2 separate regions of the Homo sapiens genome follow, and region 1 is linked to region 2. Evidence: chromatin loops called from intact Hi-C (ENCODE). Cell type or tissue: natural killer cell. All regions are shown on one strand. Links, peaks and the distances in the headings refer to the core of each region. The heading gives the core; the rest is flanking DNA.

The links. Peaks named below come from ENCODE experiments on the same cell type or tissue, not always from the same donor. Only the 100,000 strongest peaks of a DNase experiment are listed, where the experiment ranks them.
Region 1: a loop joins it to region 2, with 12 times the contacts of the local background. A loop is called at or near these places in 2 of 110 quality-filtered maps.

What each region holds. Positions count from the first base shown.
Region 1 is chr17:17,658,934-17,667,324 of GRCh38, forward strand. No RefSeq gene overlaps it. Among named protein-coding and RNA genes, the nearest start is that of SMCR2, 15 kb to the right of the region's middle. RefSeq lists enhancers at 4,170-4,259, 4,750-4,889. In natural killer cell, for the core only: no CTCF peak of the experiment used is centred there; DNase peaks (open chromatin) are centred at 4,548 and 4,888; H3K27ac peaks cover 1,700 bases.
Region 2 is chr17:17,787,904-17,796,117 of GRCh38, forward strand. RAI1 (retinoic acid induced 1) reads left to right here. Exons shown (of 6, transcript NM_030665.4): 3 at 5,030-8,214. The coding sequence starts at 5,046. Among named protein-coding and RNA genes, the nearest start is that of SMCR5, 12 kb to the left of the region's middle. RefSeq lists a silencer at 2,024-2,230 and enhancers at 5,105-5,831, 5,832-6,556. In natural killer cell, for the core only: no CTCF peak of the experiment used is centred there; DNase peaks (open chromatin) are centred at 4,448 and 5,018; H3K27ac peaks cover 1,686 bases.

The DNA.
Region 1 (8,391 bases), core at 280-8,279, 130 kb before region 2:
ATTTGCCACAGACATATCTGATAAAGGGCTGTTATCCAAAATTTATGAAGAACTCTTAAAACTCAACAGTAAGAAAATGAACAATCCAGTTAAAAAATAGGGATGGATGTGGTGGCATACTGCTGTAGTCCCAGATACTAAGGAGGGTAGGGCAGGAGGATTGCTTGATCCCAGGAGTTCAAGTTCAGCCTGGGCAGCATAGCAAGACCCCATCTCTAAAAAACAAAAGATCTAAACAGACACCTCACCCAAGATACACAGAAAGCAAAAAGGCATATGAAAAGAGGCTCAACATCATACATCATCAGGTTAATGCAAATTAACACAACAGTGAGAGCCTCTACACACCTATCAGAATGGCCAAGATCCAGAATGCTGACAACATCAAATGCTGGTGAGGATGTGGAGCCACAGGAACTCTCACTCATGCTGGTGGGAATGCAAAATGATACAGCCACTTTGGAAGACAGTCTGGCAGTGTTATGGACTGAATGTTTTTGTTCTCTCAAATTTCGTATGCTGAAGCCCCAGCCCACTTTGTGACTGTATTTATTTGGAGACAGGGCCTTTATGGAGGTGATTAAGGCTAAATGAGATCATAGGGATGGGGCCCCAATCCAATAGGATGAGTGTCTTTATAAGAAGAGACATGAGAGCAAGCTCTGAGCTGGCTGCCTCTCTCTCTTCCCCACCCCACCTTGTGAGGACAAAGCGAGAAGGCAGCCATCTCTGAGCCCAGAGAAGAGCTGCGGGATTAAACCTACCTTGCCCACACTTTGATCTTGGACTTCCAGCCTCCGGAACTGTGAGAAATAAATTTCTGTTGTTTAAGCCACAAAGCCTGTGGTATTTTGTTATGGCAGCCTGAGTTAAGACACGCAATTTTCTTACAAATGAAACAGATTCTTACCATGTGATCCAACAGTCATGCCTCTTGGTATTTACCCAAATAAGTTGAAAACATATATCCACAAAAAACCCAGCACACAGATGTTTATAGCAGCTTTTTTCATAGTTGCCAAAATTTAGAAGCAACCAAGATGTCCTTCAGTAGGTGGATGGATAAATAAACCGTGGCACACCCAGACAATGAAATATTATTCAGCGCTAAAAAGAAATGAGCTAGTAAGCCACGAAAAGACATGGAGGAATATTAAATGAATTTTACTAAGTAAAAGAAGCCAATCTGAAAAGGCCACATACTGTGTGATTCTAAATATGTTACATTCTGGAAAAGGCAAAACTATGGAGACAGTAAAAAGGTCAGGGTTTGTGGCCAGGGCACAGTGGCTCACGCCTGTAATCCCAAAACTTTGGGAGGCCGAGGTGAGCAGATCACGAGGTCACAAGTTCAAGATCAGCCTGACCAATATGGTGAAACTCCATACTACTAAAAATACAAAAATTAGCCGGGCGTGGTGGTGCATACCTGTAGTCCCAGCTACTCGGGAGGCTGAGGCAGGAGAATTACTTGAACCTGGAAGGTGGAGGTTTCAGTGAGCCGAGATTGTGCCGCTGCACTCCAGCCTGGGAGACAGAGCAAGACTCTGTCTCAAAAAAAAAAAAAAAAAAAAAAAAAGTCAGGGTTTATGGGGAAGATGAATAGGCAGAGCACAGAGAAATTGCAAGGCCGTGGAACAAGTCAGTATGACCCATGGCATTATAACTACAGATGAACAACACCAAGAGGGACCCTAACCTAAGCCACGGACTTCCAGTGATAATGATGTGTCGATGTAGGTTCAGGACTGGAACAAATGTACCATCTGGCGGGGGGTGCTGACAATGGGGGTGGGGAGCTGTGCACATGTGGGGGCAGCAAGGACATGGGAAATCTCTGCAACTTCCACTCAGTTTGGCTGTGAATCTAAAACTGCTCCAACAAGAAAGAAAGTCTATTAAAAAAAATACATACATACATAAAGAGCAAAAGTTGATTTCTTGCTCATGCTACGTCTGACCAGGGAGCAGGAAGACACTACATGGTGCAGCCAGTCTGGGTCCAGGCTGACTGAGATTCTGTTTTGATGGGGTCTCACCAGCTCAGGGAAAGGAAAGTGAAGAATTGCACACCAACTCCGGAAGCTGCTTCCGGGAAGTGACATCCTCATTTCTGCTCACATTTCATTGGCCAAAGCAAGTTACAGACAGCCTTGACCTTGAAGCGCGTGAAGAAGCGCACTTCACCTTGGCTGGTGCCAGGAAGGAGAACTGGGGTGCTCATGCCCTCCATGGACCACCACATTCTGCTAAAAACACTCAGCATGGTGTGCACTGAGCCCTGCCTCACACACATGCGCACGTGCACACACACACACACACACACACACACGAGCATACGCACACACCCCTCCTGGTCAAGCCCCTGACGCTTTTGCCTGGTCTTTCCTCAGCAGCTGAGAACAAGGGCCCTCAGTTTTGGATGCGAAGCATTTCCAGATCGGTTGATCAAATATTTACTGAGAAATTACCAGCTGGGCACAGTGGCTCATGCCTGTAATCCCAGCACTTTGGAAGGCCGAGGCAAGTGGATCATCTGAGGTCTGGAGTTCAAGACCAGCCTGGCCAACATGGTGAAACCCTATCTCTACTAAAAATACAAACATTTGCTGGGCGTGGTGGCATGCGCCTATAATCCCAGCTACTCAGGAGGCTGAGGCAGGAGAATCATTTGAACCCAGGAGGCGGAGGTTGCAGTGAGCTGAGATCGCGCCATTGCACTCCAGCCTGGGCTACAAGAGCAAAACTCCATCTCAAAACAAAACAAAAACAAAAACATAAACAAAAAAGAAAATAAACTACTATATTCACGGCAAAGACAGATTAAGGACAAGGCAGTTGAAAATGAAATGACAGGACCTGAAGAAAAGTGTGTTTCCCAGAGCTGCTCTCACGAGCTCTCCGGGAGGTGGGAGGGTCACTCAGCCCCAAGCTTTGTGAGATGTTGGGTGTTGGTGTGTGGCCAGGTATATTTACGTATAATTTACATACAATTAAACTCATCAATTTTTAGCATACAATTCTATGGATTTTGACAAATGTGTCAAATCACATAACTGCCTCAAGCCCCCTTGTGGTCAGGTCAGCCTTTTCCCCATCCCCAGTTCCTGGCAACCGCTGATTAGTTTTCTGTCCCTATCATTTTGTCACTCCCGGAATGTCACATAATAGAATCCTGCAGCCTACAGCCTTTCAAGGCTGGCTACTTTTGCTCAGCATAATCCACTTAAGATTCACTGATATTTTTGTACGTACCAGTAGCTTGTTCCTTTTTTTTGAGACGGAGTTTCACTCTTGTGGCCCAGGCTGGAGTGCAATGGCACGATCTCAGCTCACTGCAACCTCCGCTTCCTGCGTTTAAGCGATTCTCCTGCCTCAACCTCCCAAGCAGCTGGGATTACAGGCATGCACCACCAAGCCTGGCTAATTTTGTATTTTTAGTAGAGACAGGGTTTCTCCATGTTGGTCAGGCTGGTCTCAAACTCCTGATCTCAGTGATCTGCCCGCCTTGGCCTCCCAAAGTGCTGGGATTACAGGCATGAGCCACCGCGCCTGGCCATTTGTTCCTTTTTATTGACAAATACTATTTCCTTGTCTGGACATACCGCATGTTGCCTCTCCATTCATCAGTGGATGAACAATGGGCTGTTTTCACCAGTGCACTTGCCTTGGAATCCACAAACTGCAAATGGCAGTGGCCTTGCCCATCCCACCCACACCGCTGCAGTGCGCGGCCTGCTCGTTGGGCCACAGATACATGAACCTCCACCTGCCTCAGGGCCTCTGCACTTACTGTTGCGATGCTTGCGATGCTCTTCCCATGACTCTGGCCTCCTTCCTCAGAACCTCTGCTCATAAGTCACCTCTCTGACCACCCTGTCCTCAGTTTCCACCCCATCACTCTCTGTGCCCTCCTCCTGCTGTTCCTTCTCCCAGCACCCACTGGAGTCTCTGGTTTTGTTTGCTTGTTTGTGTATTGTCCATCTCCCACCAGACTGGAGACTGGAGACCCTCAGCGGAGGAAGTCTCTGTTCATGGCTGTATCCCCAGGGCCTGACACAGAGTGGACTCTAAATATGAGTTGAGTGAGCAGCTGCTGGTACAGGATCACAGGAGGATTAAATGAAATAGCGAGTGTGAGTGCCCTTTGCAACCTGCTGTGCTTATTGAGGGGGAAACAGGCTGAGAAAGGTGCAGTGACCAACCCAGGGCCACCAGGTCAGAGCGATAGACACCCAGGCCTACACCCCTCCCTGGGCCACCCTCCTGTCCACCCTGCCTCAGGGCCAGCGTTCCTAAGGCACATTACACACACACACAGCCCACAGACACCCAGACCGCACACACAGCTCAACACCACACACAGACAAACGCCCTCAATGCAGACATGCCCAGCCTTGCACACACAGGAAGTCCACACACAAACACCAGCACACTGCCTTGAACACGCAGGAATAGCATTCACACGCCCATCCCCCTACACAAACACACAGGCCACACCCACACGCCAAAACACACCCCCAGCGTCAGACCTTGATGACTGACAGCCCAGGACTCCAGTGGGCTTGCGTCGCCATAACAACAGACGGCTCCGAGTCTTGGGCTGTGAGTGTGGTCGGGCTGTGAGTCACAGCTGCAGCAGACGCTCCGCAGAGCAGGAGCAGCCTGGCCCAGTGCGGACTCCCCAGTGCCAACCTCTTATGGACGCAGAGTGGACCCTCTCAGATGGGTGTGCAGTGTCCATTAGCATTACCCACAGGAGGGATGTGGCCCTCAGGTGTCCCCTGTGTGCCACACACTGGCGTGCGCCCAGAGCTTCACACACATTTTCTTGCTTAATCCTCGTGGTGTCCTCACCAAATCAGTGTGGCCAGGGAGACCATTTTACAGATGTTGAAACTGAGGTTCAGGTAGGGGAAGTCCCTTGCCTCACTCAGGTCACACAGTGAGTCACCACCAGGCCTGAAATTTGAATTCAGGTCTACTGAACCATGAAGGGTCCTCTTTCCACTGCCCTGAATCCAATCCAGGGGAGCTCCCAGCTGTGCACACCATTTCCAGACAAGAGCAATAGATTATCAGCTCTCACTTGCACCAGAGTTGGTTCTGCCCTTGTAGAGCTCCCTTGGTAGGTAGTGAGATCCCCATCATGAGCAGCATCCAAGCAGAGACTGTCATAGCTGCTATGGAGAAGCATCAAGTATCAGGGGACAAGGGGTTGGACCAGACGGCCTGGCTTTGAGTTGTAAATGACAAAAAAAATTATTGGCAAACAAAACAGGAATATAAAAGCTTCAGGAACAGCTGGATCCAGCTGTCAGATGTCATCAGGAATCTTCTTCTGGATTTCCCCTTCCTTGGGGTTCACTTTCTTCTCAGAATAACCTTCCCTAGCCTAGGGTAGACCTCACAGCTGCAGGCTTACATCGGTCGTGGCCCCCAAAAGCAAGCTTAATAGATGTTTGTCAGATGAATGCTAGAAGCATGATAAGGTTGCGGGTCTCAGTCTAAGTAAATCCCAACTTGACCTCTGGGAGTCACTCTGAGGAGGCGCAGTGCTCATTCCTGTGTGCCAAATCCCATCATCTCTCAAACGTCGTATGATTGAGTTAGATTGTACTATGCACTTCACAGACATTAACTCATGGAAATCCCAGGCAGCCCTATGCAGTGGTCACAATCTCCATCTCATGGACGGGGACACAGGGTCCCAAAGAGGCAAAGTGTGGTACCTGAGGTAGGGCTAGAGCCACACAGTGCCTTACCAGGCTGAGATCAGGAGGCCGTACCTCTGAACGAGGGCAGGACTGTTCTTCACAGGCAGCTTTCCTCCAAGGAGGCAGAGGACGGCACTGGCACGTTCACTCAGCAGCCAACATTGGCAAGCACCCACTCTACCCCGTGGCCCGGGGTGCCACTGCCCATGGAGCTTGGAGGTGCCAACTGCTGCCAGTGACCTTGGGTAAGTCATTTTGTGCTTGATCCTTGCATCCCCATCTGTAAATGGGCAGGTCACCCCACTCAGAGGGGCAGAACTCATGTCAGTGGTTGAACGCTTCTGGCAGTACAGCCCAATAGAACTTCCTATACCAGGTCCCACAGGGTGGCCACACACCGCTCCTGAACACCAGAAAGTGACTAGTATAATAATAACAATTTTAAAGGCCGGGCGCGGTGGCTCATGCCTGTAATCCCAGCACTTTGGGAGGCCAAGGTAGGCGGATCACAAGGTCAGGAGTTCAAGACCAGCCTGGCCAACAGAGTGAAACCCTGTCTCTACCAAAAATACAAAAATTACCCGGGTGTGGTGGCATGTGCCTATAGTTCCAGCTACTAGGGAGGCTGAAGCGGAAGAATCGCTTGAACCCGGGAGGTGGAGGTTGCAGTGAGCTGAGACCGCACCATTTGTACTCCAGCTTGGGTGATAGAGTGAGACTCTAAAAGAAACACACACACACACACACACAATTTTAAGTTTTATTTCTTTTAAATTGATTGAAATGTACCTAGCTACACGTGGCTAATGACAACCATATTGAGCAGCAAAGCTCCAGGGTTCTAGACAAACAGCAGATATTAATTTTGGTTTTGTTCTGTTTTACTAACCCCACCCCATGCTCCAGTGCAGGCAGCCTGGTCCCTAGCTTGTCTCAGAGAGCTTTGCTGGCCTCCTTTGCCAGACCCGGTGGCCAGACTCATCATGGCCTTGGGACCTTTGTGTGGCTCTGGAGAAGAAAGAAGCTCCCAATAATGGCTGAGATTCAGTTGCCCACCAGCCAGCAGGATAGGGGCTTAGAACAGGATGTAAGATGATTTAAAGAAAAAAAGGGGCTGGGCGTGGTGGCTCATGCCTGTAATCCCAGAATTTTGGGAGGCCGAGGAGGGTGGATCACTTGAGGTCAGGAGTTCGAAACCAGCTTGGCCAACATGCTGAAACCCCATCTCTACTAAAAATACAAAATAATTAGCCGGGCGTGGCAGCCGGCGCCTGTAATCCTAGCTACTTGGGAGGCTGAGGCAGGGGAATCGCTTGAACCCGGGAAGTGGAGGTTGTAGTGAGCCGAGATCACACCACTGAACTCCAGCCTGGGTGACAGAGTGAGATCCATCTCAAAAAAAAAAAAAAAGAAAAAGAAAAAAGGAAGCTGGCTGTTTCTGGCACACCTGGGTTTTCCACTGGGTCTATACCAGGTGCACAAGTGCCTACTCCCCACCTCTATACCCGCACAACCCACCACGTGGACATGCACCAAACACACCCCCCAGCTGTGTGTGGACACAAGCAGCCAACACATGCTCTGTGGCTTACTCCTCCCATGCTCCTGGGCCTGGGCTGAGGGTCCAGCAGTTCACAGAACATCCACGTGGTCTGGGCTTCCAGAGCCTGTCCATCCTCCATCCCCTCTACCTGCCCAGGATCCCCGGGCCCCTGCTGGCCTACAGGAGTAAATGGCCACCTGCACACCCTACACACTCACGCCCAGCTCTGGATGGACATGAGGCAGGGCGAGGTCTGGGCGGTAGCCAGGAAATCCTAAGCTGTGAGTGTTCGTTCCCTGTTGCTGCTGTAAAGAGTTACTACACATGTCGGGGCTTAGAACAGCAGAAATGATTCTCTTGCAGTTCTGGAGACTGGGTGTCCAAAATCAGTATCACTGGTCTCGAGTCATGGCGTCTGTGGGGCTGTGCCCCCTCGGAGGCGCCAGGGGAGAACCTGTGCAGGGCCCCTTGCAGCCTCAGCCAGCTGCCCTGGTGATCCCTGGCTGTGTTTGCATCACTCTGGTCTCTGCCTCGGTGGCCGCGCAGTCTCCTCCTCCGTGCTTGTGTTGTCGAGTCTCCCTCAGCCTCTCTCTGTTGTGGACACTAGGGACAGCATTTAAGGAACCCCTAGATAGCCCAGGATCATCTCCTTATCTCAAGACCTTTAACTTTGCACATCTGCAGGAGCCCATTTTTTGGCTGTAAAGGGGACACCCACACGTTCCAGGGATGAGGACCTGGATATCTTTAGGGGCCATTTTTCAGCCTACCATCATGAGCCGCAGACACTCCGTGGCCAGCTCCCAAACTTAGCTCTGGCTGTGGGGCCGGGTACAGTGACAGACCTGAGACCCCATCAGCGCTGACACCATAGGCCCCAAGAGCCTGTGACCATGGCTGGTGAGAGCTCCCCAGAACAGTGGGGCTCTCAGAGAAGTAGAGTGAGGAGCACAGAGAGACGGATGGGTAGGTCCTGGGAGCAGGAAGGTATGAATTCAGGGGAGGCACACCGTGGCCTCCAAGCTGGGCCTCCACAGTGTCTCACTTCATCTTCCCACAGCCCTTGACAGATTAGGAAACCAAGGCTCACAGAAGCAACAGCTAAGTCCTCTGTGCAGCTTACCTCTGAAC
Region 2 (8,214 bases), core at 215-8,214:
GGTGTTGGGGGCTGTGAGGGGAGGCTCCTCAAACATCTGGAGAGTCCAGATACCTCTGCACTCTGAAGGGCCCAGAGCCCCCAGCCACACCAGGGCTCCCCCAACCTCAACTGAGCCTGGCTAGGGCTGCCCTTCTGCTTCTCACCCCATCACTGGCATCCTGATATTTGGGACCCCCAGACCCTATAGAGAGGGTATGTTGGTCACCCCGTGGGATTCTTCCTTGAGCATGGGGGGGCCATGAATGAGGAGGGATGCATATCCAAGCGTTGCCCACAGGGAGTGGTCTGGAGGGGCTGCCTGGTCCTCTGGGGTTCCTGATGTCCTAGGAGGGTCCTCCATCTGCCCGAAGCAGGCCTCTCAGCCCGTGGACCCTAACCTGTCCCAGAAGCCTATGGGCACCCAACCTCTTGTCTTGTGGGCTCCTTGGAAACTCGCCCCCTTCCTCCCATTCAAGCCAGGCCCCTAGGATATGGAATTGAGCCCATACGATAGCAGTGAATCTGGCGAACGATTTCTCATTTTCACCAAGTCTCCTGTATTGATTATTCATCACCCACAACAGATGGGGAGGCCTGAGGAGTTCCACCTTCTCCACCCCTGCCTGGACTCCTCCTCTGCCCTGTCCTCAGCTTCTGGAGCCCTGGTACACTGCTCCTTCATTCTCAGGTTCCCAGGCCTTGAGTGGGTTGGGTTTTTAAATTTTTTTCTTGCAGCTACAAATCATGAAAACAGGTCATAAAACCACCTTGGGTAAGTAGGTGGGATGGAACCAGTGGCCTCAGAGCTGCTGCTGGGGATCAGGAAGCCCCCAGTCCGTTTCTTTCTCCCTCTCTCCCTGCCTCCCCTCAGCCTCCCTCTCTCCCTTTCTCTTAGGAAAAAATTCCAGCCACCACCTCCCAGCTGGGCTCCCTCAGGAGCCACAGCAGCTCTGGCCTACACTGTGCCCATTTCGCTGACTGGGGCCTCAAGCCTGGGGTCTGAGGAGGCTTTAGGCCTAGTGACCTCTCCCTGAGGCTGCCCAGGGGACAGTAGTTGCCTTGGTGACAGTGGGTGGCTGGTGACCATCACTGCCCATTAGTGGACCCACCCGAGGTGGGTCTGGCTGCTTAAAGATGAGGACAGAATAAAAAAGTGAGGACCCTGGCCTGAGGCTCAGGCTGTCACAGGCTGCAGCTCAGCCCCTTGCCCCACAGCAGCTTTGGCTTGCATCCTGCTCCAAGAGACTGTTCCTCCAAAGTGGGAGCCCCTCACGGGGGCTCAGGACAGGGGTGTCCACCCGTGGTCCAGTCACTGCCGCTGCTGCTGAGGGCGTCCTGCATAGGAGCTTCCCTGCGGGTGGGCTCTGCTCTGGGGTCCTAAGCAGGGCACTTGTCCTGAACCTCACTTTTTTCTGTAAAGGGGGAGGAGAGATTAATCAAACCGTTGTTCAAGAAAGCCGCACAGAGTAGGTGTTCTGCAGCCGCCTTGCTCCCGCCTCAGCAGTCCTATAGATTTCTGGAGGGAAAGGGCTGAGGTCTTTGCCTAAAAGAAGGGCTGTGCCCCAGGTGTGTGCCACACTGCCGAAGGCCTGTGAGAGCCGCTGGCCTTGCACCGTAGGGTAGCTGGGGTTTCGTTGTGCCCCCACTATGTTCATGGCTTGGAGTGAGGACACCCATTGCTGTGTCAAGGGGAATCCTGATGCCCTGGGTGCTATGTGATTCCAGCTCATGCTCCCTGCTGTGCCTGGCCTGCCTCCTCTGTCCAGCGCTGAGAAGACTAAGTTCCAGGATCTGATTCTAAGGGTGAAGTGTTCATGTATCTGGTGCTTAGAGGATGCACTAGACTCCGCTCCTCCTGCCTTCTAGTTTCAGCAAGAACTTTGGAGATAAGGCCTGGACCAAGTGTCTGAGAGGAGAGGCAGGTTGGGGAGAAACGGATGGATGGGAATGAGTGGGGACCGTCCGGGCAGTGTGGTTGAGCTGGACCATGAGGAGTGAGCCCAGTGGGTGGGGGGTGCCCTCCCTTGTCCCCTCTCACCACCCCTTCTCCCTCCAGCCCAAGCCACAGGCCAAACCCACAATCTGCCTGCTAGGCCACTTCTTCCCTGCCCCCAGGTTCAAAGGTCACCATCGTTCTGCCGGGGCCAGGGAGGGGGGTGCTCTTTCTGCCCCCTCCTCTCCTGAGGCCTGCCCAGCCCAACCCAACCCAGCCCAGCCCTGCTGCCTGCCTCGCCTTCTGTGTCCTGTCCTAGTGCTCTTGAAAAGTAATCATAATCATAATAATTAATAACAACAGAGCCCATAGCAGGCCTGAGGCAGCCCTTAAAGAGGCAGTGCCCCCTTTTCTCCCAGCAGAGCTGGCAGTGGGACCTGGCTGGCACTGAGAGGCGGCCTGTGCCTTTGTTCCCATCCCTCCCTTTGCCTTGGGTTCCAGGGTGGTGTTGGGGCGAGCATTTTTGCCTGCATTCTCCATCAGCACTGGGCTTCTCGTGTTTTAATTGAACTGTCTTTTCTTAGCAATAGATGCTTTCACCGCATCCAGCTGCTCGTGTGTATTGGGAAACCTGCCTGTAATACAGCTCGGCTAAATTAAAAGACACAGCAGCTGGACCAATTAAACAGGGAGGGAGGAATGCAGACGGACAGGCAGGGAGGGGGTACTGGTAATAGCACCCCCTCACTGTCTCTGTCTCTCTTTAAATAATGTTTCTGGTAATGCATTTTGGAGAATGTGAAAAAAAATAAAAAATAAAGCCGTAGAAATGTTAATGATATCCACAGGACACTCAGCAGGAAATGAGAGTGATCTGGGACTAATAAAAGCCGAAATGTAATTTGTGCAGATATACGAGGCGCAGCCTTCAGAGTGGTCCTGGGTTTGCACATTCTGGGCTCATAAACATGCGCCTGGGGAGGGCAGGGAGCGGGCGCTGTGCCCTCGGCCTGGGCACAGGCCCGCCTGGGCTGCCCTGTGGCAGTCTGGCCAGGGCAGGAGCGTGAGGCTGCCCACCTGGCAGGGAGCTGCCAGACCAGAACCAAGTGCCGTCCCCAGCTCCTCTGGGTTGGCGCGTCGCAGCAGGAACCTCCTGTAATGTTTTATCCAAGCTGCCAGGGGTAGGATTGAAGTGGGTCAGAAGGGTGGGCACGCTGCTTGTTAGGGATGCCTGCGACAAATCCAGGGAGAGGAGCTGGAGCAGAGGGAAAGCGGCTTTGATAAGCCGGTGGGCAGGGGCTCGCCTCGTGGGAAAGTGGCCGGCCCCCACACTGGGCTGACTCTCCTGCATTTGTGGGCCAGGGCAAGCTGACTCCAGAGAGCAGGAGAGGTGGTCCCAGGACTGGGCTGACGGGCTTCTGGGGGCCATCTGGCTGCCCTGGGCTTGCCCTGCTCTCAGGCAGATGGAGGCCCTCTGTCGCCTTCCCTGCATCCATCCCCAGACACTAAATGAGGAAGGCACTTGTGGTGGGGTCCGGGCCAAGGAAGAAGGGTAAATGGAGCAGCACCCCCAGCTCTCCCCCACTCCCCACCTTTCTGCCTCTTCCCTGTGCCCCTCCCCGACTCTGCGTGCCTCTCCCTCTCTGTGCCCCTCTCCCCCTCTCTTTGTCCCTTCCTGACCCCTTCAACAACCTGGAATCTTTGTAGCCTGAGGCAAGCCACCCCTTCCTTTTGGAGCATTTGGGAACCAGCACTGGAAAGTCCCCTATCCCCTCCTGGGGGCCTGGGCCACACAGGCCGAGCTGAGCCCCTTTCTTCCTGCCTCCGGGCCAGCATGGTTCTGGGTAAATCCCAAACCCTCTGGGACTCGGCCAATGGCCAGCCCCTCCATGCACTTCCTCCAAAACCTGGGGCATTCCTCTTTCTTCCATCCCTCTTTGAGGGGTCTTCTGGTTGGCCAGGCCAGCGAGTCAGCTGGAGGAACCTTTACCCTGGATGCTGGGCTGTCAGATGCTCTGCTCTGAGAGGCTCCCGCAACCCACCCTGGGTCCTTTCCTGACCCAGGATTCTGCTCTGCAGGCAGGGGCAGGTTAGACCCCTGCCTGAGCCCCATCCCCTAAAATCATAACCAGATGGGCTCTTGAGTGTTGCCTGCCCCAGCCCTCACCTGCTGAGGTGGGGAGGAACTGGCCAGGAGGGGACAGGGCTGTGTCGCCCCATGTGGGTGGGGCTGGGCTGTGCCCTTCCGTGGCCGTGGCCCTGGGACTGCATCTCTACTCCCATTAGTATGCACTCCCTCACTCTGGGCCACGTAATCTGTTTATGCACGTATGATATCAAAAACAGGAGGCAGGTGCTGCCGTCTTGCGTTCCTGGGAGTCAGAGGAGGGGACATTTTATGTCTACAGTGGCTTGGCAGCCCCTAATCGATGTCTGCTAGAAGGAACAGACAGATTCCAGATGGCGTGGCAGTGATAGAGGAGGTGTGTGTGTGCATGCGTGTGTGTGTGTGTGCGCGCGTGTGTGTGTGAGCATACATATGCTTGTGTGCACGCATGTGCGTGGGGACAGGGGCAGACCCTCCTCAGTCCCCAGCATGGCTGGGTCATGCTTGAACACGGTCGCGAAGGGACTAAATTACAGGATCCAGCAGGCCCCAGGGGATGAGGGAGCGGGAATTGCTCTGCTAAATGCTTTTGAGCTGTCAGGAAGGGCTGGGAGTGATGGGTGGGGGACATTGGGGAGGAGCTGGCAATGGGCGGGGGGGGGGCGGGTAGCTCCCCAGTGACCTGGCGCTGGGCAGCCGGTTTTGCCTCCCGCATCAGTGGCCGTCCTTGGCAAGACTCAGCTGCAGGCGATGTGGGAGCGGGAATTACAGAGCACACCTCCCTGACACAGAAGTTGTCAATATGCGCACAGCTGGTGGGGAGGCTCAGGCGAAGGGGGGACTATTAAGAGCTGCGCGGGGGAGCAGGCAGGGTGGGGAGGTGGGTGGGAGGGTGCTTTCTGAGGCAAAAGGAAGTGGCCCGTCTGAATCGCTCATCCTCTGCCCCCTCCCTGCCCATCCTCCCCTCCCTCCTTCCCTCCCTCCCTCCCTTCCTTTTTCTTTTCACAGATAACCAGCCCGAGTCATGCAGTCTTTTCGAGAAAGGTGTGGTTTCCATGGCAAACAACAGAACTACCAGCAGACCTCGCAGGAAACATCACGCCTAGAGAATTACAGGCAGCCGAGTCAGGCCGGGCTAAGCTGCGACCGGCAGCGGCTGCTCGCCAAGGACTATTATAACCCGCAGCCTTACCCGAGCTATGAGGGTGGCGCTGGCACGCCCTCTGGCACTGCAGCCGCGGTGGCCGCCGACAAGTACCACCGAGGCAGCAAGGCCCTGCCCACACAGCAAGGCCTGCAGGGGAGGCCGGCTTTCCCTGGCTACGGCGTCCAGGACAGCAGCCCCTACCCAGGCCGCTATGCTGGTGAGGAGAGCCTTCAGGCTTGGGGGGCCCCACAGCCACCACCCCCACAGCCGCAGCCACTACCTGCAGGGGTGGCCAAGTATGATGAGAACTTGATGAAAAAGACAGCAGTGCCCCCCAGCAGGCAGTATGCAGAGCAGGGCGCCCAGGTGCCCTTTCGGACTCACTCCCTGCACGTCCAGCAGCCACCGCCGCCCCAGCAGCCCCTGGCATACCCCAAGCTCCAAAGGCAGAAGCTGCAGAACGACATTGCCTCCCCTCTGCCCTTCCCCCAGGGTACCCACTTTCCTCAGCATTCCCAGTCCTTCCCCACCTCCTCCACCTACTCCTCCTCTGTCCAGGGTGGTGGGCAGGGGGCCCACTCCTATAAGAGTTGCACAGCACCGACTGCCCAGCCCCATGACAGGCCGCTGACTGCCAGCTCCAGCCTGGCCCCGGGGCAGCGGGTCCAGAATCTTCATGCCTACCAGTCGGGCCGCCTCAGCTATGACCAGCAGCAGCAGCAGCAGCAGCAGCAGCAGCAGCAGCAGCAAGCCCTTCAGAGCCGGCACCATGCCCAGGAAACCCTCCATTACCAAAACCTCGCCAAGTATCAGCACTACGGGCAGCAAGGCCAGGGCTACTGCCAGCCGGACGCAGCCGTCCGGACCCCAGAGCAGTACTACCAGACCTTCAGCCCCAGCTCCAGCCACTCACCCGCCCGCTCCGTGGGCCGCTCACCTTCCTACAGTTCCACACCGTCGCCGCTGATGCCAAACCTGGAGAACTTTCCCTACAGCCAGCAGCCGCTCAGCACCGGGGCCTTCCCCGCAGGGATCACTGACCACAGCCACTTCATGCCCCTGCTCAATCCCTCCCCAACGGATGCCACCAGCTCTGTGGACACCCAGGCTGGCAACTGCAAGCCCCTTCAGAAGGACAAGCTCCCTGAGAACCTGCTGTCGGATCTCAGCCTGCAGAGCCTCACGGCGCTGACCTCACAGGTGGAGAACATCTCCAACACCGTCCAGCAGCTGCTGCTCTCCAAGGCTGCTGTGCCGCAGAAGAAAGGTGTCAAGAACCTCGTGTCCAGGACCCCAGAGCAGCATAAAAGCCAGCACTGCAGCCCCGAAGGGAGCGGCTACTCAGCCGAGCCCGCAGGCACACCGCTGTCAGAGCCGCCGAGCAGCACGCCACAGTCCACGCATGCGGAGCCGCAGGAGGCCGACTACCTGAGCGGCTCCGAGGACCCACTGGAGCGCAGCTTCCTCTACTGCAACCAGGCCCGTGGCAGCCCTGCCAGGGTCAACAGCAACTCGAAGGCCAAGCCCGAGTCCGTGTCCACCTGTTCTGTGACCTCTCCTGACGACATGTCCACCAAATCTGACGACTCCTTCCAGAGCCTACACGGCAGTCTGCCGCTCGACAGCTTCTCCAAGTTCGTGGCGGGTGAGCGGGACTGTCCGCGGCTGCTGCTCAGCGCCCTGGCACAGGAGGACCTGGCCTCCGAGATCCTGGGGCTGCAGGAAGCCATCGGTGAGAAGGCCGACAAAGCTTGGGCTGAAGCACCCAGCCTGGTCAAGGACAGCAGCAAGCCACCCTTCTCGCTGGAGAACCACAGCGCCTGCCTGGACTCTGTGGCCAAGAGTGCGTGGCCCCGGCCTGGGGAGCCGGAGGCCCTGCCCGACTCCTTGCAGCTGGACAAGGGCGGCAATGCCAAGGACTTCAGCCCAGGGCTGTTTGAAGACCCTTCCGTGGCCTTCGCTACGCCTGACCCCAAAAAGACAACTGGTCCTCTCTCCTTTGGTACCAAGCCCACCCTTGGGGTTCCTGCTCCAGACCCCACTACAGCAGCTTTTGACTGTTTCCCGGACACAACCGCTGCCAGCTCAGCGGACAGCGCCAACCCCTTTGCCTGGCCAGAGGAAAACCTGGGGGATGCTTGTCCCAGGTGGGGATTGCACCCTGGCGAGCTTACCAAGGGCCTGGAGCAGGGTGGGAAGGCCTCAGATGGCATCAGCAAAGGGGACACCCATGAGGCTTCGGCCTGCCTGGGCTTCCAGGAGGAGGACCCCCCTGGGGAGAAGGTGGCCTCGTTGCCCGGGGACTTCAAGCAGGAGGAGGTGGGTGGGGTGAAGGAGGAGGCAGGTGGGCTGCTGCAGTGCCCCGAGGTGGCCAAGGCTGACCGGTGGCTGGAGGACAGCCGGCACTGCTGTTCCACCGCCGACTTCGGGGACCTCCCACTGCTGCCACCCACCAGCAGGAAGGAGGACCTGGAAGCTGAGGAGGAGTACTCCTCCCTATGTGAGCTCCTGGGCAGCCCCGAGCAGAGGCCTGGCATGCAGGACCCGCTGTCACCCAAGGCCCCACTCATCTGCACCAAGGAGGAGGTGGAGGAGGTGCTGGACTCCAAGGCCGGCTGGGGCTCTCCGTGCCACCTCTCAGGGGAGTCCGTCATCCTGCTGGGCCCTACAGTGGGCACCGAGTCAAAGGTCCAGAGCTGGTTTGAGTCCTCTCTGTCACACATGAAGCCAGGTGAAGAGGGGCCTGATGGGGAGCGAGCTCCAGGGGATTCCACCACCTCGGACGCCTCTCTGGCCCAGAAGCCCAACAAGCCTGCTGTGCCCGAGGCGCCCATCGCAAAGAAAGAGCCTGTGCCACGGGGCAAAAGCTTACGGAGCCGTCGGGTGCACCGGGGGCTGCCCGAGGCCGAGGACTCCCCATGCAGGGCACCAGTGCTGCCCAAAGACCTCTTGCTCCCTGAATCCTGCACAGGGCCCCCCCAGGGACAGATGGAAGGGGCTGGAGCCCCAGGCCGGGGGGCCTCGGAAGGGCTCCCCAGGATGTGTA